6 separate regions of the Mus musculus genome follow, and regions 2, 3, 4, 5 and 6 are each linked to region 1. Evidence: chromatin loops called from intact Hi-C (ENCODE). Cell type or tissue: left cerebral cortex. All regions are shown on one strand. Region 1 has its middle 330 kb from the start of Gm15521. Region 2 has its middle 250 kb from the start of Gm15521. Region 3 has its middle 210 kb from the start of Gm15521. Region 4 has its middle 150 kb from the start of Gm26435. Region 5 has its middle 27 kb from the start of Gm26435. Region 6 has its middle 29 kb from the start of Gm15521.

The links. Peaks named below come from ENCODE experiments on the same cell type or tissue, not always from the same donor. Only the 100,000 strongest peaks of a DNase experiment are listed, where the experiment ranks them.
Region 2: it touches region 1 in a loop (2.3-fold over the local background); 3 of 42 quality-filtered maps call a loop at or near these places.
Region 3: a loop joins it to region 1, with 2.0 times the contacts of the local background. A loop is called at or near these places in 2 of 42 quality-filtered maps.
Region 4: it touches region 1 in a loop (2.9-fold over the local background); 3 of 42 quality-filtered maps call a loop at or near these places.
Region 5: it touches region 1 in a loop (2.5-fold over the local background); 2 of 42 quality-filtered maps call a loop at or near these places.
Region 6: a loop joins it to region 1, with 3 times the contacts of the local background. A loop is called at or near these places in 6 of 42 quality-filtered maps.

Annotation. Positions count from the first base shown.
Region 1 is chr9:29,958,392-29,962,391 of GRCm38, reverse strand. It overlaps a transcript of Ntm not described here. Among named protein-coding and RNA genes, the nearest start is that of Gm15521, 330 kb to the right of the region's middle. In left cerebral cortex, a CTCF peak has its summit at 2,324; DNase peaks (open chromatin) are centred at 1,073, 1,510, 1,838, 2,380 and 2 more places; H3K4me3 peaks cover 2,653 bases; H3K27ac peaks cover 2,995 bases.
Region 2 is chr9:29,879,655-29,883,654 of GRCm38, reverse strand. It overlaps a transcript of Ntm not described here. Among named protein-coding and RNA genes, the nearest start is that of Gm15521, 250 kb to the right of the region's middle. In left cerebral cortex, a CTCF peak has its summit at 1,576; a DNase peak (open chromatin) is centred at 1,029.
Region 3 is chr9:29,845,168-29,849,167 of GRCm38, reverse strand. It overlaps a transcript of Ntm not described here. Among named protein-coding and RNA genes, the nearest start is that of Gm15521, 210 kb to the right of the region's middle. In left cerebral cortex, no CTCF peak of the experiment used is centred here; a DNase peak (open chromatin) is centred at 2,110.
Region 4 is chr9:30,136,501-30,140,500 of GRCm38, reverse strand. No RefSeq gene overlaps it. Among named protein-coding and RNA genes, the nearest start is that of Gm26435, 150 kb to the left of the region's middle. In left cerebral cortex, a CTCF peak has its summit at 2,356 (motif pointing right); DNase peaks (open chromatin) are centred at 182, 2,421 and 2,711; H3K27ac peaks cover 614 bases.
Region 5 is chr9:30,263,355-30,267,354 of GRCm38, reverse strand. No RefSeq gene overlaps it. Among named protein-coding and RNA genes, the nearest start is that of Gm26435, 27 kb to the left of the region's middle. In left cerebral cortex, a CTCF peak has its summit at 2,349 (motif pointing right); DNase peaks (open chromatin) are centred at 1,219 and 2,364.
Region 6 is chr9:29,659,849-29,663,848 of GRCm38, reverse strand. It overlaps a transcript of Ntm not described here. Among named protein-coding and RNA genes, the nearest start is that of Gm15521, 29 kb to the right of the region's middle. In left cerebral cortex, a CTCF peak has its summit at 2,198 (motif pointing left); DNase peaks (open chromatin) are centred at 1,894 and 2,194; H3K27ac peaks cover 410 bases.

The sequences.
Region 1 (4,000 bases):
GCAGGATGGAAATAATCGGGTTCCTCCTGGAAGGTGCTGGCCAGCGGTCTGGCTTTGGAGAATAAATCCTTTCTCGGGAGCCTGAAAAACTGTTAGTTTTGAATCTGTTTGGGGGTGTGTTTGTGGCGGGGCTGGGACGGGGTGGGCGTTTCGAGCAGATAAAGGGCTGTGTAAGCAGTGGCGGCGGGCTGCGGTGGGCTCCGGAATTCAGGAAAGCCTTTCTAAGTTGAAAGGACAGAGGCACTAAGAGGCGAATGCTAATTTTCGGTCTACTTATTGGCAGCGGCAGCAGCTAAGCCAGGCTGCAGTTGCTGAGGCTGGCTTGCTCTCTGACCAGGTCTCTACAGTGTTCGCTCTGCTCATTTCAGGTGCATTTGGGAATCTGCTTCCACCTTGAGTCCATTTACTGCACTATGTGGTCCCTAACCCTGTGTCAGTCCTCCCATTGTGACTTCATCCTAGCCACGGAATTAGCAGCTAGGCAGCTTACCTTCCCTCCATCGTTGGGGGATCTAGGTTACCCCTTCACTATTAAAGATGTTGAAACTCAGAGACTGAGACAAGCTGAGAAACTTTGACAGGCTTGGTCCTGCAAGGTTCTCCAAGGGGCTTGGAGCCTGAGGCAGGGAGGAGGGGAGGCAAGGCTCTCCATCCAATGCAGTTGCATTCCCAGAGGAAAGTTCTGTCTGGCAGAGTGAGAAGAGATGACAGTCCCAGGGCTGCCTCCTCCGCTCCCAGTACAGTACAGAGTTCTTATGATCTTGCTGAGAATCCTAAGCTCTGACCCCTTCTGAGTGATGGGCCCTGTCCTCTACAGATCTCTATGAGGTGGTCAGAGGGACCAGGCTGGAAGAAGAATCAGATGCAAATGGTGTGCATCTTGGCTGTGGCTTAGCAAGGAAAAGAAGGGAGAAGGGCAGAATTAGCCCATGATATGGAGGTCCAGGGTGGAGGATCATGCAGGAATACCCATGAAACTGTCACGCTGAACCTCAGGGGCTCAACCTTTGAGCTTTCCATCTTGTGCCTTGGGCATTGGGATGTAGAGGTACAAGGAGACTAGAGTCATCTTCTCTTGACTCCTCTTACGTAATATGGAGCAGGATCAGTGTCTATGTATGTGTGTATGTGTGTGTGTATATATATGAGTGTACTCTGCTTATTCCTGGCACCTTGCATTACACAAACTGAGTCTACAGCCCTAATACTGGCAGTAGGGAAACTGAGTTCAAGGCCAGTGCCCCCCCCCCCCGCCCCCAGGGAAATATGTCCTTGCCTTCTGACAGCAGAAATGAAAACTAACTCGTCAAGGCATGGGGTAAGGTGTCAGAGAATAGGGGAGGGAGACCCATGTCTTCGATAACTGTCACCTGTCTTGAGAGCCTCTCTTCTGCTTCTAACATCAACCTGGAGACAACTGCCAAATCCCACCATCAGCAGCCCCATTGGCTATACCCCAGGAGCCCCAGGGCCAAACAGAATTTACATATAAATTAGCATAACTTTTCATTAGAAATAAATGCAGAGAAGCATAATATTTGCTTGTACTTCAAATAGCCCCAAATAGAGAAGTAGAAAGAAACCAATTTCCCCAGGTGAAGTATGATTTTTATAGTCTTGCTCACATCCTGGGGGCGGAGGAGGGACGAGGAGAGGCATATCTCAGATCTGGTCCCCTTCTACTAAATTTTGAATTTCCCAAGGAGAATGATAGCTTTATTTGTGCTGGCTGCAACCAGGGACTTCTAAATAGGCTTCCAAGGCTGCTCAATTTTAAGACAGTGTGACCCCTAGAGACCCCATACCACATGCCAGTGGGACATGGCAAAGGTGATGTCTGTTTTACTTTCAGGGAAGGAAGCAGAGGCTGCCAGCTATCTCTTATCAAACTTACAGAATTACTGAGGCAGCCCAGGTCTTGCCTGCAATAATCCACCCCTATTGCATTGACCCAGCGGGACTAGTTAGAATGCAGCGCACATTCCAAGGCAATTTTTTCTCCTCCTCTGTTTTTGTTTTAAGCTGACTCTTCCCACGGCTGCTACTTCTGGGTTTCTTGCCTCTTGGAAAGGTGTATGGCTCTAGTGGCAGGTTAGGGACACCCTCCCTGATCCATTTCCTTCCCCCCAACCCAGTAGCAACAGAGATGCAGTTTAGGGAGGGGGGGCGGTTAGGGGATTCAAAATGATTCCTGTGACAGGTCTGGGAGGCAGGGGAGGCATTGATTAGCTCCCTGGGGTCTGCCCTGAGAAGCACCAGGGTAGGTTAACTAGAGGAGGCTCTTTCTGGAGACTGGAGTGAGGGAGCAGGGTTGGGCACTTTCCTTCCCAGCACACTGCCCACCTTCTGCCAGCAGAGGTTCTGAAAGCCAATGGCTGGGTGCACTGCAGATTTTCTCTTTCTAGAAACCAAGCATCCCTCTTTTCGGAGATCGTGGCTCCATCCAACACCTTTCCATTCGTGAGGTTATTTTCTTTCCCAACCCTCCCAATTCTCCTCCTCTCAGATCCCACATCAAGGCACCTCCTTGTTGGAAATTCAGAATTGATGGGAGAAGCGAGACTCACTTCCCACTGTCCTTAGCTTGCAGCTGGGGTCACGGGCACCATGCAGATCACCTAACTCCCTTGTGTGCACTCACAGTAAGCTTGTGGCTTGCCTCAGCATCCAAGCTGGGTAGTTCTGAGATGGGAATAAGGTGGATGAGACCAAATAGTCCTCATGGGCAACATGTAATAATCAATTCCAGGTGATGAGGCCTAAGGCCTGCTGAGGGAATTGTGCATACTTGGAAACATGACCAGAAGGGTATGGACAAGAGAAGAACCCCTCAAAAAGGATCATGGCTGCAATGCTTGGAGCTGCCTACATGGGGTTCATCATGATCTAAGGTGTAGAATGCTATCGAGACAGTTTCCATCCACTCTTCCTGCTAGAGACTGCACTACACAAAGTGCTGATCCTCTGAGCTCAGCAATGTCAGGCAGCCAAGCAGCACCAGGCAGGAGCAACAGGCCTTGAAGATGAACGAAAGACACTCTTGGAACTGCAGCTTACAGTTTCAGAGTTAGCAGGTGCAACCTGGTTCTGCTACTGACTATTTTTCCCTTAAAGTAAACTAGAAATATAAGAATCCCTTTTGTTAGTCATGATGCTAATGACTAGTGCCCTGGCTTCTCTTCTTTTGGGGAAAGTTTCCCCTTCAGCACAGGTTCCTTTTAAGTGGTCCAAGAAAGTCACTATAAAGTACCTATCTGAATTGGGCATGGTCATCCAAGTCTTTAATCTTAGCACTAGGGAGGCAGAGACAGGCGGCTCTCTGTGAGTTCGAGGCCTGCCTGGTCTATACAGAGAGTTCCAGGACAGCCAGGGCTACACAGAGAAACACTGTCTTAGGGGAAAAAAAAAAACAGCAATAACAACAACAACAACAACAACAACAACAACAACAACAGCAAAACTTTCTAGGCTCCTGGAAAAGGAGGGAAATGCCAATTCAGATTTCTTTCTAGTAATTCACTGGGATCTCTTTGCCCATACATACATATCTGCAGAATTAGGGGACAATGACTAATATTGTCTCTGGCTGAGTGTCATAGATGGGCCAGACAAACTAGGTTATCTCATGGACTGACTAGGGTATCTCATGGACTGACTAGGTTATCTCATGGACTGACTAGGGTATCTCATGGACTGACTAGGGTATCTCATGGACTGACTAGGTTATCTCATGGACTGACTAGGGTATCTCATGGACTGACTAGGGTATCTCATGGACTGACTAGGGTATCTCATGGACTGACTAGGGTATCTCATGGACTGACTAGGTTATCTCATGGACTGACTAGGGTATCTCATGGACTGACTAGGGTATCTCATGGACTGACTAGGTTATCTCATGGACTGACTAGGGTATCTCATGGACTGACTAGGTTATCTCATGGACTGACTAGGGTATCTCATGGACTGACTAGGTTATCTCATGGACTGACTAGGTTAT
Region 2 (4,000 bases), 79 kb after region 1:
TCCCGGCTCTAATTTCAATTAGAGTCCTCTCTGTGGCAGAGCAGGAGCGGGCTGGGGCTGCAGAATCAATTCCTAATCCCCACATTAGCGCTGATTCATCTCTTTGCTGAGCTCCACCATCAGCAGCTCTTTGGGGAAGGCGGGGGTGGGGGGTGGGGGGATTGAGCTATCTTTCAGAAGAATAAATATAGTTTGTTTGTATTTGTATTTGCTTCCATGCTGAATTCTGATTGCATCCCGCACCGTGACACCACAATTATTATTAATTTCCCCCGTCTGCTCTTTCGATTCTGGCTGCCACAAAGACGAGATGATGGATAATGTTAGATGTGGTAATTGGATGAGTTGGGGGAAAGAGAAGAGAGGAGAGACAGATGTTTCATTATGAGATTGCTCATCTCCGTTTGGGCCTCTGGAGCAGAGGCCTCAAATGCTCAGCCTTCCAACCATGCACCTAGGATAGGAAGTGGTCCTGGCAGGCGCTCCACAGGCCTGTCCTACTTCCGAAGCTTTGTTCCAATTATTGTCCTTGTACTTCTGTGTCTTACACAGCTGAGTTCTGCACTTATTTCTGGTGAATGCAGATAAGATGGAACCCAGGTAGCATAACAGTCCCGATTCTCACTTGCATGGAGACCTACCCAACTCTGTCCATGGTGAGCCCCTGCCTCAAGGAGCGCCTACACTGTCTATATAGTACTTGAGGACTGGGACAGGAGGGTATGACAGTCCTACCGAGCCCCAGATGTTGGTGATAAAGAGACTTCTCTGCTCTGGGGAGGTGAAAGGTACCTTTTCTCTGTACCCTCCCCAGACATGGGCTGCCCTTGCTCTTGTCTTGTCCCATCTGTAGTCAGAGACAATTTACTGTTGCATCAATTTCTCTTGTGACTCGTGTCCATGTCTTCATTCTGATCTATCTTCACCATCAGTAGCAATACTGTCCAATGGCCCATCCTTAGTCAGCCTGCTACCAGCTACAGTCAGATCTGAAGAAGGATGGCAAGGGGAAGCCATGTTTCGTGACTAGATCTCCAGGCACAAGATGAAGCCCTTCACAGGGCCACGTTGTGTCACATTCCCAGGAAAGGCTGTTAGCATCTGAGAGCTCAGAAAGGCAGCAGATGCTTTCCTTCTTTGGGGAGCCAGAAGGATTTACTGTGCTGTGAAAAGAACTCTCATTCATAAGGGAAAAGTGGGATTGCTACTCTTCTGACACCTTTCTCCCTATCTAGACCCCAGTCCATGGGTACAGGACATATGGAAGAAGAAGGGTTACTGTAAGCCAGAAACAGCTACCTTGTCCTGATGTTGTTCTTCTGGATGTAACAATAAAGGAACCTTGGACTTCAGACTTGACACAGAGTGAAGGCTTTCTGCTAACAGGCTAGGGATGTTTGATGACCCAGAACACACAAGACAACACCACTAAATGCTAATGATCTTCCATCTTGTTGGCAGGAAGTTGCAATACTGGAGCTATGGATTCCAGTCTGTTAGGTAGTCACACATAGACCTCTTTAAAATGCCCTTTCTTTCTGCCTTGGGTAGAGGCTTTGTTTCCCCCACAGCAAAGATGCCAGGGGGCAGTAGTGAGGGCCTGTTTCACAGTGGAAGAATTGCATACTATAGTAAGCAAGAAGCATCCAGAAAACAAAGGACTGTGGGCACTGAGGGAGTGGCTGGGGAGAGACTTACTCTAGGGACCCTGAGCTATAAATTGGCACAGTCAGATTAGGTGCTTACATTTATTTTTTTCTCATCAGCACGGTCGCTGTTGCTGGTAATGGAGCTGCCGTGCAATAACTCATGCATGAGATTAGCTACAGTGAAAGGCCAGCCAGCAAGCCACTGGTGGCTGAGAGCACAGGTCAGAAAGACCTGAGGGCAGCCAGGTGTGATGCCTCCTCACTTGTATGGGATTCGGCAGGGATAAGGAGACAGGACTTAGATTCTGAATTTATAGTCAGGGAAATGGCCCTAGGGTAACCACAGTCCAGCTTCCTCATTCTAAAAAATCACGGGGCTGAGATCCAAAGTGATGAGGGACTTACCTGAAGACACATGGCAAGCAGACAGCAGAGGTAGGCCCAGTGGTAGCCCCTGTTTGTCTCACCTGCAAGGGGGCCATAGGGGCCAGGGTTTTAAGGGCATGCGGGCTGCAGAGCCAAATGGTGGGATCCTGTATCATGCAGATCAACATCTCTGTCATCTTTCCCATCAAACCCTCTCTTCTAATTAACTCTCTCTCTGTCTCTCTCTCTGTGTCTCTGTCTGTCTCTGTCTCTCTCACTCTCTCTCTCTCTCTCTGTGTGTGTGTGCGTGTGTGTGTGTGTGCGTGTGTGTGTGTGTGTCCTGAAGAAGCTTGGCAGCTGCAGGTGTGCTGGCTGATCATGTCTTCCCCACAAGGGACCTCAATGTCCTTCGAAGCCTGCCTTGTGTTATTTGTGTACTCTGCATGTGGAAAAGCTCGTCATGACAACTAAACCACTGATAGTTCGCCTTGGTGTTCAGTTAGTCTGAGTGAGCCTTAAAGGACTCTTCTGCCTCCTGCCTCCACTCTCCATCCCCTATCCTATCCCTAACAAGGACTGCATTTGAAGACCTGGCATCTGAGGTTTCCAGGCAAGCTTTAGCCAAGTTAAGGACCCAAAGGAACTGTTGCTGTCGGTCTCAAACTGTATTACAACTTCCTTTCTCCCTTTCCTGCCTGTACCTAGGGAGAGTACCTCATTATGTCTTTCAAGCTGCATCATTTACATGGTCTCCTGGAACAGTTCCTCAGGTTCTCAGCTACCATATATGCTAGTATATTCTCCCTGTGCATATAAATGCTTCTCCCCAGCTTGCTTTCCGTTTATCCATCCAAGTAATGAGGAAGAAAAACAAGGTTCACTAGCAGGCCTAGAGTTGAGGGATTTGTAGTGAGAATTGTGTTTCTTTGAAAAACACAGAGATATTATGGGAATGTGTTTTCATTTTCTTCCTTGTGTGGGATATGAGGCTGCTTCAGACTGTCCACAGCAGCTATGATTCACCTCATGCTCTAGAAGGGGTGTAATTGTGCCAGATGTAGATAGTTTCTGCAGTTGTGTGATGTTTGAAATTCTGGGGACTTTTCAGAGGGTATAAAACTGCTAGGTCCCCAAGAGGTAGGGCGGGTTGTTGTGTTGTTTTTGGTTGGTTACTGTTGGTTAATGTTTGTTAAGTGATCACGTGTGAAGAAGAAGAAAAAAGAAATTAGATATCCTGATGGTGAAGATTAAACTTGCCCCAAGGAACTTGATGCCCCTATCATCAGGATGTAGTCGAAAGATAACATCATTGTCCCCTTCCCCTTCTATCCTTTTTTTATCCTCAGCTAGTGTTAGGGGATTGAAAGGGTGGAAGAAAAGGGGTGGAGAAGGGCGAAAGAAAGAAGAACCCACAGAGTAGGCCATGCTGGGTATAGGAATTCTCCTCACTTGGCTCTTGGGTCCACTCATGTGCCTCCTGGACAGAGCTCATCTGAGCAGCACAGCTGCATTTGACAATGCCCAACTGCCCTTCACTTCATTCTGGGCCTGTTCTCCAGAGCAGCCCCTCCCCTTTTTATTTGACTAATTTATTTTAATGGTGCCAGTTCTAGGTGGCCCAAGTTTGGGCATTACTTCCAGGCAGCCTCCCTTGGTGTATTCACACTGACTAGTGCCTCCGATATTGGCATGAGCTGTGCTGTTGACTATGCCCCTTGTTAGGAGGGAAGGGATATTTCAAGTTTTAAAGTCAGCCTTGACAACAAATGGACCCTGGGTCTACTGGTTTTAAATAGAAGTTGTAACTTAAAATCACTGGGGGTGGGATGGGGGTGGGAGGTGGAGAGAGAACTCAGAAGTTAGAAGCACTTTCAGATTTGGCAAAGGACCTGATTTCAGTTCCTAATATCCACATCGAGGGTTTCACAATTGCCTGCAACTTCAGCTCCTGAGGATCTAAACTATTTTTTTGATTCCAAGGGCAC
Region 3 (4,000 bases), 110 kb after region 1:
TGCGACACTCCCTGGGTGAGCTAGAAAAGGCTTCAGCCTCTCTGCCACATGTCCTCAGTCATATTTGATGCAGCAGCAGAATCCTTAGCGTGTGAATTTTGACTGTCCTCTGCCCTTCCCTGATTGACTAAGAGGAGGCTATTTTTGCCTTTCCTTTTCTGTTTCCCCTTATTCCCTTTAACCTCTTTGAGAAAATCCTACCTTTGCCATAAGCTAATCTTCTGTGATCAGCTTTTGTCATGCAAATTGGGGACAGTGGCTAGAGGAAGACAGACCTGGGAGAGGGAGATACAGATTCTGTGGGGGAGAAGAATAGAGCAGAAAAAGCGAGTGAGGACCAAGCAGTGGGTGTTTGTGCAGGGAAATATAATTTCAACACTGGGGTGGTGAAAGGAAGAGGATCAGAGTTCGAGGCCAGCATGAGCTATTTAGAGAGAGTCCACGTCCAAAAGAAGGAAGGCAGGGAAGGAGATGCGGAAAGAAGAATCAAATTCAGTCTAGGGTAGAGAGGTTAATGTGGGGCTTGGTGAGCAAAAGGTTCAGGCAGCCTTCTTGTGTGAGAGAGGAACATAGAGGTAAGCAGGGAGAAGTGAAGGAGGGGAATCGAAGTTGAAGAAGTCTGTTTGGTAGCCAGCATTCCAATCATGTCATCTTCCTAGTGATCCATATAAAACTTGCTGTAGCTTCGATTCTGCCTGATTGTTTTTGCTTCTTTGCACAGAAGACCCTACCAACTTGGACTCAAGTGAGGCTCTCTGAATTTGCATGAAAGGTCTTCTTAGAGCCTAGAAGAGAGTGGTGGGGGATGGGCTGGGAATTACTAAGTTCAAGGCACTTTATGCTTCCTCTCCTGAGATGAGCATACAGGAGCTTTTCTGGTTGCCCAGGAGCCTCGTTCACATTCTCATTTAACCCTGCCATAGACTCTGGAGCTGGAGCAACACCCCACTTACAAACCTGCAAAGGGAGTCCCAAAGCCATAGACCACTAACTTGTTCATGGTCACACAACACCATCAACTCAGTGCACAACAGACATTTCAGATTGCTTTATTTGTTTATCAAAGGGAAGACAGACAAAAGGAGAGTTGTTAGGAGCAGACAGTGAGTTCTTAAGTAGTAATGAGAATTCAACTGGAGCTATGGGGCTCTTCTTCGGGCTCCCTGCAAAAGATTCATTTTCATGAGTCCTTTCTGGGAATAGATGAGCAAACCTGCCAAGGAACCAGCTCTCTTCTTACTGCCCTTCATCCTGCAGAGTGGCCTAGGTGGCTGCAAGGTTCCTTCATTTCTCTGGACTTCTTTGTGGACCCAAGAAAAGGGCGGTGGGGGGGGAAGTAGAACCCATCCTCTACCTTTGGCAATTAAGGAACAGCAAGGGGTAGAACGGGAGCTCTCTTAGTGCCGCCAGCTTTGGCATTTCCTGCAAGAGCCCGAATGATAATTCATGCCATTAAAGCATCTAAAATCAGATGCAGTGGCAATCATTCTTCTGAGTGAACATCCCACTGGCTGAACAGAAGCATCTCAATAGCCGTGCTGTCCTAATTTTCCTAGCCAGAGACAACAAAACCCCAGGTAATGAGCAGGAGGAGGGACCGAGTCCCAGGGGCACACTCACTGGGGGAGTCTCTTGGGCTTAGATACATCTAAAGCAGACCCAGAAGAAAGCAATGATTACAGGCTAATTTTCTGCCTGCATTATGTTAAGTGTCCCAGCATCTATACAAATAACAATCGCTTTGTGCCAGAAATCTATTTACTGAATTGCTCTTATTGGTAAATTTTATATTGGAAGGAAAGGGAGTCTAGAGGAAGGTTTCTCAATTTAAAGGTGAGGGTATCAGGATACGAGTAAGAGGGGTAAAGCTGCCATATACTTACAAGTCGATTTCACTTTTTAAATGTAAATATGAAGAAGGAAAATGATCTTGTCTATTACCTGGTGAGGATCTGGAGGGATGGAGCTTTTGAATGGAGGATACAGCTCTGCCTGGAATATAGTTAGTTTTCAGGAAAGGAAGCAGATGGGGGTGAGGAGAGGAGCACCAATGAGGAGGTGGTGCTGATGATAAACTGGGCCATCTCTAAGGTATCACAAATGGCCATTCCAAGAGATGTAGGGGGATGCTTGAAACTTTCTTCCAGACTTGGATAGCACTCCTTCCGCAGGAGCAGTGCCAGACACTTCAGTGACTTGGTTGATGCTCTCCATGTTTGTCTTCCAGCTTGAGCCTCAAGTCAGAAAGGCATTGTGTGATATTCATTCATTCACTCCTATTCATTGTGTAAGCATTCATTACATGCTGTTACATCCAGTAGTCCACATACTAGGAAATGAAAAGTACTATTATGAAAACGAACTAGGAGTGTGCTGGATGATAGGAAATGAGATAGACATAGGTCTGAAGGGAAAATGCCCCAGGACCTCCTTTCCTTAAACACAGAATATCACACACTTAGAAAATGTGGGAGTGCTGATACTGGGAAGGACTGAATAATAAAATCTAAATCAGTGGGCATAGAGCCTGTAGCAAATCCTTGCTCCATGCCTATGTCTTGCTTTCATCCTTCTAACTTTCCACTGGGAATTGAGGTGTTTCCTCCTCCACTCCCCAACCTCCAACCAGGGATCAATCTACAGCCACCAAGATATCTGTCTCCATAGTCCAACAGCAAAATACTTCTTACTTGGTTTCATTAAGATCTTAATCTAGTGCTAGACAGATGATGCACTGATTACATGTATCTGGTGCTGTTTCTGGAGACCCAACACAATTCTCAACACATATATGACAACTCACAACTGTCTCTAACTCCAGTTCCTGGGGTCTGACTCCCTCTTCTGGGGTCTGAGGACACCAGGCATGTACATAGTGCACAGAAACATGTGTAGGCAAAACACTCACATACATTATAATAAGAAAGATCAAGGGCTGAAGAGAGGGCTTCATGGTTAGGAGCACCGACTGCTCTTTCAGAGGACCAGAGTTCAATTCCCAGCATCTATATGACAGTCTACAAGTGTCTGTAACTCCAGTTTCAGAGGATCTGGCACCCTCACACAGACATGCAGGCAGAATCCCAGTACACATAAAAATAAATATTAGTAAAGAAAGAAAGATCTAAATCTACAGGGGCTAGGAATTCAGCTCAATGGGAGAACAACAGCTTGGATTAAGACCCTAAGTTCCATGCCCAACATCATAAAATATGCCACAGAAAAGCCAACAACAACAAACTTGAAAGGCTGTCATGGTAGAATACTCTAGTTATCCCAACACTTAGGAGGCTAAGGCTGTGTCATGAGTTTGAAGATAGTTTGGGCTATGTAGTCAGACCCTGTCTCAACAAACACCCTAGTCTAGGATGCTCTTGATCTAGAAACCCTGGCATAAAAGGTAAGGGAAAGGACGGGAGATTTAATGAAATTCCAAGAGAAAGTATGAAGAAATGGTAAGAAAACCTTCTGTATTGAGTACCACATTAGGCATTTTGTGGAGAATATTGTCAGATGCCTGTGTAGGTGGGAAAACTCCAGGCAACTGGGAGCATTGGGGTCAGTAGGATAATGCAACAATTACATTGCCTCCATCCTCCAGAGAAGGAAAAGACTTCTGAGCCCAAGCCTGTGTCCATGTATAGGATGCGCTAGAGTGCGGCAGGGGCATCAATTCCCAAAGCAATGAGGATTTGTGCTGTGGCTAAGAGTTAGTTGTCAATTCGGGGGTAGAGTTTTATCCAGTATTCCTTCCAGACATGGCTTAATAGCAGAGAAGATGAGTTTATTCACCCATCATCCCACAGGTAAACCTGGCACTTACTAAATCTGAACTTGTCTCTCTGTCATGTGCCAATGTGGAAGTGGATATGTTTCTGATCCCCCTGTCTCTGTGCTTATAGGATTAAATAATTCCTCTAGGGCATGACTATGAGGGATGGAAGGAGAATATCTCTCTTGCCCTTTGTTTCTCTGTCTCTCTGTCTCTCTGTCTCTGTCT
Region 4 (4,000 bases), 180 kb before region 1:
AGTCCAGGGTCTGATCTATGGAGGAAGAGAGGAAGCTGGCCTTCTGTGTGCAGAATGGCCAGGAGCCAGGCCAGCACGGGGAATCTTCAAGGGGATAAATACTCAGAGATTTCCAACCCTTTTGGGACAAGTGCCAGGGAAAGAGGCCAAGATTCCAGGGAACACAGCCAGGATGGGGTTATTATAATCCCTAGGAGGATTCATTTGCCAACTACTAAAGCAAACGCAAGCAGCACCCTGAAATGGAGACTAGCTATTTTGGAGCAATTAGCCATTGGTGCCTGCTGCTGCCTTTGGAGAAAATCCAGTAGCCAGAGGGGGAGTGAGGAAGGCAGGAAGTCCTGTTGGCTGTAGAGCGATGCTCTCCTTAGTACCTTTCCTCACCTGAAACATCTGACTATACAGTCTTGGCCTAGGCTTCCAGGTCCTGGGCTGATGCTTCCAGGTGCCCTCAGGATGACAGGGAGCCACAGAGCTATTGAAGAGCCTGGAGCTGACCACAAGCATAACGCCCAGGCCAAGCCAGGCCAGATGACTCTTTTCTTCAGTGTTCAGCCCTGTCTTGGGGACGCTTTAAGACATCTGCCTTTGAGGGACAAGAAATGATCAGCTATTGTAAAATTTTCTTGTATCTATGCATAGCTTTTTTTTTTCTGGTAAGAATTTTCAAATAGTTATCAGAATTTTGAGGGTCTAGCCACTCCCCATTTAAAAAAAATTACTGGATTGTCCCATCCTTAGACAAAGAAAGTCTAAAGAAGTCTTTACTACACCCATTCCTATTAGTGCTGTCAAAGGTAGAGTTCATCTCATTTTTTTTTAAAGATAATACAGTTAGAATCTTGACACTGCCAGGCACCCCCCACAATGGAGAAATGGAGATGTGGCTCATCTACAGCCCCTAAACAAGGCTGGCTAGCATCTCAATATGATCTTGCTCAAAGTAAAGAAGAGATTCACTTCACTGCGCCATTTTCCAGGTGTGTTATGATAGAGCCATCGAGGCAGGTCAGCACCTCCTAGCCCGAATGGGAATCTGAACTTCCCTTTGAGGGTTCTTCATGGCTCTCTGTTAGAACTTCAAGGAGGTACGTGCTCCAGCAAGCTCTATGATGGATGCTGAAAGGGAGTGAGAGAAGAGACAGCAGAATTTCATGGAGAAGTTTAGGTAGCTGATCCCTGTAGGGCTTTACCATGGAAGCAACCTCTTCAGAGATCAAAGAACTAACAGAGTTTCCTTTGCTCTGGCATCAGATACATAGGAGCAAGGAGACTTTCATCTCCAAGGTGGATGCTGGATGCTGGATGCTGGATGCTGGATGCTGGATGCTGGATGCTGGATGCTGGATGCTGGACACTGGATCTTTCTGAGTGCTGTGAGGTTTCTCTGAAAAGATAAAGATAGAGATCTGAGGAAGGGAGAAAGGCTTTGTGTATCGTTGTGGTTTGCCCAGTCACAGGTAGCTGTGTATTTTTTTTTCACTTTCTCATTTGTGCTTCCTGAGTTCTACACTAAGATGTCAGGATTTCTGAAGTACATAGCTGGTGGAAGGCAATACCAGTTTGTTTTAAACCTGTTTTCTTCAAACTCTGACTGAGATGAGTTATCTGCCTGGGGATGCTCACCCCCTCCCATCCCCCACCCCCAGAGGTCCCTTACCCTGCAAGTTAGGTAACAATCAGTCATATCTACATGTTTGTTCGTGGAGTTATTGGAGATTGAACCTAGGAACTCCAGATGATGTGCTCTGTCTCTGAGCTGTGCACAGCTCAGCCCTGTCCATCTGCTCCTTGTTGTGTGTGAACCTTGCTCTCTGCCCCTCCCTCTGCTTCTAGGGGCTGGGTGGGCTCCTTCCTCCAGTGTACTTGACACAGGACCCCTGAGTCTGTCATAGATTGGGCATTACTGGGCTAAGTCAAGTAATTCCTCTTGTGCTGATCTCCTTCTCAATATTCTTTTCCCACAAGACTCTTAGCAATTGTATGGAGACTGTGAATGCTCATAGGCTGTGCAAGAAACAGTCGGGAGGTTGCTGTTCTGTGCTCTCGAAGTGAGATGCTTATCACATTATATGGTTTCGGGGTTATCTGTTTGTTGGGTAGATATGGAGATATGCTTGATCCTCCCCAGGGTCACCTCTGGTACATTCTCTGACAGATTCCTAACCAGAGTAAGACTCTGACCTAAGATCATGTCTAAGACTATTACCTACTGATGCTGGGGCCGCGAGAAGCTGTCAAAGTAGCTTTGTTCACCCACGTTCAGGTGCCAGATGCTGGCAGGTTAGTGGAGGGGGTGGGACAACTCAGCCTAAGCCAGAGAACCCAGGCTCCCTCCCTGCGCTGCCTCCACCAGCCAGCAGGGGGCCTCAACTAATGAGAGGGTTCCTGTTGGCAGGCAAAGCTGAGCCCTGCTGCTCTTAGGGCCAGGTGCTGACAGCGCGCAGGACCAGAGCCAAAGGGGAAGGACTGTGATCCAGAGAGGAGGCTGGCGCACCACAAAGAGGCCTGAGAGGCTAACAGGAAGTTTGTAGCCAGCACAGGAGCAATCTGCCGTCCTCTATAGCGAGGTGCGGGCCTGGCTTGCTGATACTTCCCGGCTCCATCTGAACATCTTGATTTGCTGCTAATTGAGCAGCCTGACACTAGCAGCAGCATCATGTGATCCATAGACAGCCGAGACCAGAGACTGCTCCCCTGGCTCACTGGAAAGCCAGGACCAACTGCAAGCTGGTGGTGCCAAGGAGAGCTGCCTGGGCAGGGCCTCCAGTGAGTGGAAATCTCAGGCCTTGGCGGCTAGCCTGACCAAGGCTTGGCTCCCTCTTCAGTTCCACCAGAGCTCTCCAGCTGGCTGGTCTGATCTTCGGAGACACAATGGTGATCAGGGCATCAACGTGATGCCGCTTAGCCTAGGTTTACTCATAGGTTATCTATCTGGCATAATGTCTGTGCAGCTTTACGGGTGGGCGTGGCTTCCTCATTTTATGAATTATGAAGACTAGACCTCCCGCAGGAGAGGTTGCCAGGTAACAAAGTAGTAAAGCTGGGATGTGACTTCAGTGACATTTGACTGTGGAGTCAGCTTGACAGCTTCTGACATAGTATTGACTAAAAGACCACGTCCTGACCCCACGCCCATGTCCTCCTGCGCTTAGCCTAAGCTTCATCTCTGTTGTCATGGAGAGCCCCATCTCCTTCTTAAGACTGAAATATTCCATTGTGTGCAGGTGCTTCAGTTTCTCTAGCCACTCACCCAACCGTTGATATTTACAATGCTCAGTGTCTTGGATATTTAGGATAACATTGCTTGTACCCAGGCGGTCCTTACTTCAACTCTTTTAGGAGAAATGCCCAGAACTGGGTTTGCTCACTGGATGGTTACGTCTCCAGGTAAATGGGGTGTGTGAAAGCCTCATACACATGGAGAACAAAGAGCAGAATGGTGATTTCCAAGGTGGAGGAAGAGGTGGATGACGTCAGGTATCCACGATGAATAAGAACCAGAGGTCTGTCTTGGCTCGCAGTGCCTTCAGATCATGATAGCGTGTTTCCACCTTGACAGTCTGCTAAGGAGGTGGATTGCGCATGGATTGTCCCTTCCACAACAAATAACAGTTTTAAAAAAAGGAAAGATGGAAGGAAGGAGTACAGAATGGCCCCTCAGTCGCGCCATTCACAGATTTCCTTAAGCTTTTTCATTCTAAATATAAGGAGGAAAGATTTAGAGCCCTGAAGTAGTAATTATACCATACACATCCAGTGCTTTGCAGTCTACAAACATGCTTTTTGCATCTCATCCCTCTGGTGATCACAAGTGTTTTCATGAGGGAAGTGCTTCGCCATCCTTCAGAGGAACATAAGCTGCATTTTAACAGTCAGGAGGGTCCCCGGATGGCCAGGACAAAGCAGGTCAGATCCAAGCAGTTAGGAGGCTCCCCTGGAGAGGCAGCCTGTGTCCCAAGTTGGAAGCCACCCAAGTGCTCTTGTGGTACCATTGCAA
Region 5 (4,000 bases), 300 kb before region 1:
ATATGTATATATGTATATATGTATATATGTATATATGTATATATGTATATATGTATATATGTTTAGTATATATAATATGTATGTTTATATATATGTTTAGTACACACACACACACGCACACACACACACACACACACATACACACAGAAGAGATTCCTTTGCAAGGCAACAACAAAACAGAATTCAGGACAGAAAGCATGACGATGTCATCACCCAGAGAATGAGCTTCGTTGGTTTCCATGTCCTATCAGGATGTTCTTTATCTTTTTCAAAGTGTTCCCCCCTCAAATAATAGAGCAGAAAGGAATTTTGTGAATCTCCTGCCCAATTCTACATTGATATAAAGGACTGCAGGGTTTAGGTTCTGTCTAGAGATCCTGCCCTGAGGCTATAGAATTTGGGAAGATGGGAACCAGATTGGAACCAGGATCCAAGTTCAAGTCCAAGATGACTGTTAACTGTGCACATCCTCTTGTCTGTGACAGGGAAACAGTTGTCAAAGCAAGCAGGAGAAACCATTGCTAATCTGATAGCAGTCCCTGCCTTAGAAATTTCTCCCAGTACCACTATGTAGGTGTTTTGTTTAGATTCTATGGTCTTCCAATCAAACTGATTAAAGTCTTGGGACTTCTAAACCTCTTCTTAGACAGTGAGTTGCCAGAAGGAAAAGAAACGTAATCGATACCCTTGATTCTAAGATCTGCCCCTTGTGAGGGCTACCTGCTTATTCTCTCTAAACCTCCTAAGCCCAAGGCCTCCCATGCCCAGATTATCGGTTACTATACACTTATTTATGCTCCATCAGCCAATATCCTTCAGCAACAGTAGCAGTGGCCTTGATTTGTTTTCTAGTTTTACAGCTGTGTTGCTGGGAGAGGTAGATGGAACATTTAATTTGGCATTAAATTCTATTCTGGGGCCTCGTCCCCTGTGGCAAAGGTGATGTGGATGGTTTGCATTTATGATTTTGCTCAGTTCGACTCGTTTTTATGCCCAGGGAAAGTTTTTGCTGGAGCTCTCTTGCTTTTCTTGTAGTTTGATTCCTGATTTCACATAAAGCTGTTCATAGGGCGAAACAGCTTTGTATCCGCTGTCTCTTTGTACCCGGGCTACCGCTCTCCATCAGAACTGTTGCCAACACCCCGCTTCCTGCATACACCTGCAGAGGGGGTAGAGCATTTAAATTTTGAGCAGAGTTCTATTCTTGAGGGATGTGGTCTGTGTCAGGCAGACAGAGTGGGGAGACTTGGCAGCCAATCTGCCTGCCAGGCGAAGAGATATGCCCTGCTCTGCCTCTGCTCTGCCTCTCCGTTTTGCATTATTCTTCTGATTTCAGAGTGCAAGTCACAGGAGAGGGTCTACTTACACGCACTCCCTTCTTTATCCTTGAGTCACCTTGGGCAGGGCCAGCAAACAACTTGTTTTGCACGTTAGCATGGCAGCATCACAATGCGTGGAAGATTGTGATCCTCTCCCACAGGGAGGCTTTGCTGAGCCTGGGGGATTGCTGAGTAGCTGCTGCCCCCCAAACCTGTCAGCAGCTCCCATCTTTCCAAGACCCAGCAGTTCAGAATATCATCCACATACAATAAACAGTTCACCCTCAATTTCTTCCCTCTACCCAAACACTGACCACATTAACCCTGTCATCTTTTTTGCTTGGCCTCTGTCTAGTCTTTTTCCTTTCAGTGTCTTTGGCTAGTGGTGTGTGTGTGTATGTGTGTGTGTGTGTGTGTGTGTGTGTTTAAACAAATGTCAGAAGGAGAAAACAATGAAACATCTTCTTGGGGGGCTTGGTGGAGAGCTTCTGGAATAATCTCAGGCTTCTCTTCCGACTGCTTGTTTTTTCTAAGGTTTTTCCTTTTTCTAAGGTTTTTCCATAGTGATTTTTTCCCCATGTAGGCTGATACCTATATGAAGTGAGCTGTCTGGTAGAACCAAGACCCCTTTCTTTCATCAGTCTTTTTTTTTTTTCTTTCTTTCTTTTTTTTTTTTTTTTTGCATTCGTGACAGCAAAGGAATAACAGGAAGAAGGAAACTGCAATTAAATTGCTAACCCTACAAAGGGCAGGAGGCCGCAGACAAAGTTAATTAAATTGCAGAAGAAGAAGAAAAAAGAAGAATGAAGAAACAAAACAACCCAGCAATTAGCACCCATGCAGCAATTACTTTTATAATTCCTCTGTTAACGGGTATTCAGGATTACAAGTATTTCAGGACACGAAGAAGCAAGCATTGCCTCTATTCTACACACAGAACTTTCCTGCTGGGTACTCAGGTTTTGTACCACTGAGTTAGAAACCCCAGTATCTCCAGGCTAAGACGTTGTGAAGGTACTCCCAGAGTCTACCACTAGGTGGAACCCGTGCAATGCATATGTCCAGCCCCCAGGGGCTTTGGGCAGCTGTGAAGCCTGAGTCTCTGGGCTGGAGGGCAGCACATGAAGAGAGTGGTACTTTGTTAGGAGACTCCATTTCCCCTCTAGTTAGAGTCCAGCCGCTATTGCTCCCGCGCGCGCACACACACACACACACACACACACACACACACACACACATTCATTAGAAGTCTAGTTGTGCCCCATTGGTTGCCTTTGTTACTTCAGGGCATCTCTGACGTTGCTGGGAACCTCCCATTTTGGGGTGATACTTTGCCTTTCTCCACTTTATACAATTAGCGGTCTAATTGCCTGCCCACACTGAGCCCATGTGTGCTACTAATTATGATTTATTTAAAAGCTCCACTTTGGCATTCTTTGTTCTCCACTTCCTGGTGTTGAAGGGCTAAGGGAGAGATTTAAGTAGAAACTCTTCTGAATAGGTTTTAATTTCTTCTATATTCTCTAGACTCTTTCTGCCAGGTTTAAAATCCAGATAACTTATGTATCCTAGCATCCTGCTCGTCACTTCTCTCTCCAGCAGCAAAAGGCACCAGGAGGGTGTGGCTGCAGTACCTGGAAGGAAGGAACGTCTAACATTTTAGTTTTCTATTAGTGTATTCAAGGTTAAACCCATACATGCAACTGCTTTCTGTAGATCTCTACCAAATTATACAGTGGCAGTCCTACTGTGTGCATCATGGAGCCCCAAATTAGACAGTGGCAGTCCTACTGTGTGTAGAATGGGACCCAGATGCTTAGCTCCAGACTTGCCCTCTCTGTTATTTTATGTTTTCTCAGGCCCAAACCTGACAATCTCACTCTCCCAGTTGTACTGGATTTGGTCAATTTCACTTCCGCCTACTTTTCTGCCCACCATGTTTTATTTACTACTGCTGCTGTTGTTTTTTTATAATCCTGCCATTCTCACCTAAAGTGTGGTGGCAGTCCTTACATTCTACGGATCCAGACTCCTCCTGTTCCATGTGCTATGGTCCTCACCAGTGTCAAAGCCTCAAAGACTTCAGGACACCTGGCCACACCCCTTCCTGACACATTCTGCTCCTGTTCCCCAGGGTCCTCACCTCCAGGAGGTGGTTTCTACCCCACCCAGATGTTCAGCCCCTCGGGCCATGCTGCCACCAGGTCACACAGAATAGAAAATTTTTCTTGTCTGAAAAAAACAAACATTTTTTTCCATGCTTAAACTTGACCTGACCCTGAAAGGTCTATAACACCCCCTCCCCAGTGTTACTAAAGCCTCAGGAAATATCTCTGCCAGAGCCCTTTACATGGGTCCTTGAACTCACCTTTTCTTGTAAGTTTCCCAATAGAAGTTGTAAGCTCCACAGTGCTAACATGGGCCATTCAATCCCTCTGATACCCCCAGGTGAAGAGACTGGCACTCTTTCTTTCTCCCCCCACCTCTCTCTCTCTCTCTCTCTCTCTCTCTCTCTCTCTGTTATTTGTGAAGGGATAGAAGATAGGAGGGAGGGAGAAAGGGAGGAAGAAGAAGAAGAAAAAGAAGAAGAAGAAGAAGAAGAAGAAGAAGAAGAAGAAGAAGAAGAAGAAGAAAAGAGAGAGAGAGAAAGAGAGAGAGAGAGAGAGGACTCTGAGGCTCAC
Region 6 (4,000 bases), 300 kb after region 1:
CCTTTGAGCAACTTCCCTCTCAGCAACTTTCCACTGTGGCAGGACTGTTGCCTCCCCCCCTCCCCCTTGGGCATGCAGATGTATGTGTAATCAGCCCGCAAGGCTGCTTCCACCCCTCAGCTCCCTTGGGCACTATCTGGCTTCTCCTTCCCAGCCCCATGGCTGCACAATTTATTTATGGAGGGCCAGGGACACCTGTCTCTTTTCATCTAAATTACCTGCAAACTCAGGGGAATCGTCTTTAGCTCCTGCTGGCCTTGGCCTCGTTCACTACGGGCTGAAGAGAGTGCGATTGGATGTATGCTGACTCCGGGCTGAGTCCTGACTTTCCTCCAGAGGAGACCATCTTTGACTTGGCAGAGTGAGCCCATGGCTCAGAGCCCTGCAAGACCAGCCAAGAGTCAGCGGTATCTGAAGCTGAGGCCTTGAGAAGATCTGCAGGTCACCAGAGATTGACAGAATTGCCAGGCACCAAGGGTTGATCGAAGAAATTGTGTCAAAAGTGGCAGAGGAATGTGTCTCCTGAGGGCTTTGTGGGTGGATGAAATGTCCTTGGTGGGGGCTGGAGCCCCTTTGAAAGTCACATAAAGGTTGAAGGTTTGGTTCCCTAGGATAGCAGCAGATAGTCTGCTCAGGAATAAAGAGATCCATCTTCTTGACCCAACTCCAGGGTACTGAGCTAGCCTTGTCATCTGCATCATAGCAGTGGATAGCCCAGCACACTGGTGATTCTTTACTGTGCTATGCTCAGCTGTTGACCCTCTCTTTCCTCCTAAATGTATCGTGTGGATCTGAAGCAGACTGGGGCAAGGGAGGGCAGGTCTGAGTGTAGCTGCCACAGGGGTGTGAGTTCCTCTTCCCCATGAACACCTCAGAAGTATGGGAGGAAGACAGAAGGAACTGCAATGTGGGGGCCTTGCAGCAGAGCACAGACACTCGCATGCCTTCAGGATGCAGGCAGCCAAGCTGCTCCTCTAAAGGCAGCTACAGTTGCAGCATACCCAAGCTTACACAGCAAACACACTCCAAGCCACAGATGAGCCCAGTTCCACATGACTTGGAAAGCAGGGTGATACCCCAGCAGACGCGTGGCTGCCCAGGCAGCTGGTACTCCCTACAGTCCCCCTGATAGTCCCCATCATGTCACTGACTCTTGTCAAGGTCTGACTCAAGCTGCCTGATATCATTGTCTCTGACTACAATGACTTGATCAGCAAGGATAGGGCAGGGAATTGCGTCTCAAGGGCCATCAGGTGACAGAGAAGGCTGTATGAGAGTGCCTTGATCAGGTGAGTTTTGTAGAACTCTTGGTACATGCAGGGGGCCTAGTGGAAATTTCTAGAATGGAAACACTAAAGACTTTGCAGTGCTGGGCCACTTGGAGAACCTGTGGAACTAGGGCTACCCAGGGCTCCTGGGTGGGTGGGTGGGTGGGGCATATTCTTGGTCTGGTATTCAGCTATAAGATGGTGGTAGCCTCCTCCTCTCATCATAGCCTCCCTGAAAGGAGGCCCATCTGCCCAGCACCCCCTTGCATTTCTGTACACCTCAGGGAAATATTTTCTGAGAAGTGCTAATTATCCCCCCCCCCCCACCATGTCTGTCTTCACGCCTGTGAAGGTGAGTGACTTTCTTCCTGTCTCCTTATAGTAATCCTGGTCACCCACCTATCTGTGCAAATGGACAAAGCCTCTGATTATGAATGGCTCTGAATGCTGCTGCAATTGTGTTTGTTTCCTATAGGGAAATATAGCAATTGCTATTTGTTCTTGCTAGGTGGAACCCATGTGAGCATCCAGGAGCTCTTATAGTCACTGTTGGATCCCTGCCATCTCAGTTCTTCCTTGGAGGCAGGAGAGCAGAGCTGTTACATGAACACAGCTTTTTAAAAGTAAAACGCCAGAACGGGGACTTGACATCCCCAGTTATGGAAAAGGAGGTTCCTTTGAGGGCCCTTCCTTGTGCCCAGTCTGTTGGTGACAGACACTGATGGGTTGAAAAAGCATAGAGAAAAGGGGAGGGGAAAATAGCATCTTGGGAAGATAATTGACTTTGGAAAAATGCTATGTCTGAGATGGAAGAAGGAAAACAAGTGAAAATATGTTATTTTACAACCTTGGTCCTCCTGACCTCATTGAAAATAAATATACACACAGCAGGTACAGCTTAGTGGAGGTCTAGCATGGGGTACTGGCGCCCTCTTGTGGCCATAGGAAATAATGCTCTCTTTTTCCTCTTTCTTTCCCTCCTTCCCTCCCTCTTACTGTCCCTCCCTTCCTCCCTCCCTCCTTCCCTTTCTCACTCCTCTATCTCTTCCTCCATGAGTATTTGGTCTCTCTCTCTCTCTCTCTCTCTCTCTCTCTCTCTCTCTCTCTCTCTCTCTCTCTCTCTCTCTCTCTCTCTCTCTCTCTCTCTGTGTGTGTGTGTATACATGCCCATAGTTACCAATAAAGAAGGTACATTGCAGAGAGGCGTGTTTGGGCATCCCCTGAATTCAAACTAAAATGTTTTGAGAAATAACTGCAGTTTCTTGTTTTCTCAAGGCATTTTCATACCAGAAGAGGAGATGGTGGCACTGAAGATAGGAAACCCATTCTTAAAGATTAGTTTGCTGTGTGTGTGTGTGTGTGTGTGTGTGTGTGTGTGTGTGTGTGTGTGTACAGCCGTCGTGGTCTCAGCTTCACCATTTGTAAAATGATGAACTTGAACAGGGGAACAGGGTTACACCTCAGTTTCTTTTGGCCCATGACAGCCCCTGAGGAAAAGCCAGGCTCTAGGAAGCTGCCAAGCCATGACAATGACCTAGGAATGGAACTCCTTGCATTAGAATTGCAACAGCCTTTTGTTTCCATTCAATGGTGCAAAATAAGGTCCACGTTGAACCCACTTGGCAAGCCTAAGTTCCCTGCCTGCTTACCTGAAAAGCTCCATCTCTGAAACTCTCAGAAGGAGACACAAATCTTCCCTTTGAGAGGATGCTACCAGGGACCCCCACCCACCTCACTGAAGGATGGGTAGTCACAGAGCTTAGAGAGTGGGCATCACCCTGAGCTCTGGATTAGTTTTCAAAACACGGGCTAACTGTTCGTGGGATTTGATCTTTTATCTTCCCCTTTATTTGAAACTCAACCCAATACACTCACCAGTGAAATGAAAGCTCTCTGGTAAGCCAGGCACCCCACAAGGTGCCTCTTTCCTTCTCCATCTCTCCATATGTGGAGTCTTTTGTCTTTTTGGATGTTTAGCCTGTGTGCAGACCTCCGCCTTCACTGGTACTCCCACCTCTTGGGCCTCCACCTCCAGATCCATCTTTGTGTTTATTGTAGTGTGAGACCAAAGGATCTTTGCTGTGGAAACCCCTGGGATACAGCTGTTCAGCAAGACAGTGATTTCCCGCGGCTACACTGTTTTATTAAGTGTGTTAAACAGCCAAGCAGCTCATCTGTCAGCCACTGTTTGTCAACTGGTTATCTTGGCTGTCTCCCAATAGATAAGGGGTTGTTTCCCCAACACATTTAAAAATTCTTATTACTGCCTGTGATGTGACTTCACTAATGTTATTATTATAATTCATTTGTATCTTACACAGGCTACAATACAGACCAACCCTTTGCCAAGTACATCATCATAACTGTTTGAAATGGTGGCCATGTTAATAAGCAATTATTGTCCAGCTGTGGTGGCACATGCCTTTAGCCCCAGCACTTTGGAGGCATAGACAGATAGATTTCTGTGAGTTCAAAGCCAGCTTGCTCTAGATAGTGAGTTCCAGGCCAGCCAGAGGGACATGGTGAGACTTAAAAAAAAATGTAAAAGCAATTGTTTCTTGTTGAGGGCCAATTATGGGAAAGAAACTTTAGTTTCAGAGTCTTCTATTTGTCATGGATGCTCTGGAATTAGGGTAGTGTGCTAACTAGTTTTAGTAGGTGAAGACCTGAAGGCTCAGCCAAGCTGAAATGGTTTCTGTGGGTTGTCAAAACTACTGAACTCTAGAAGAGAT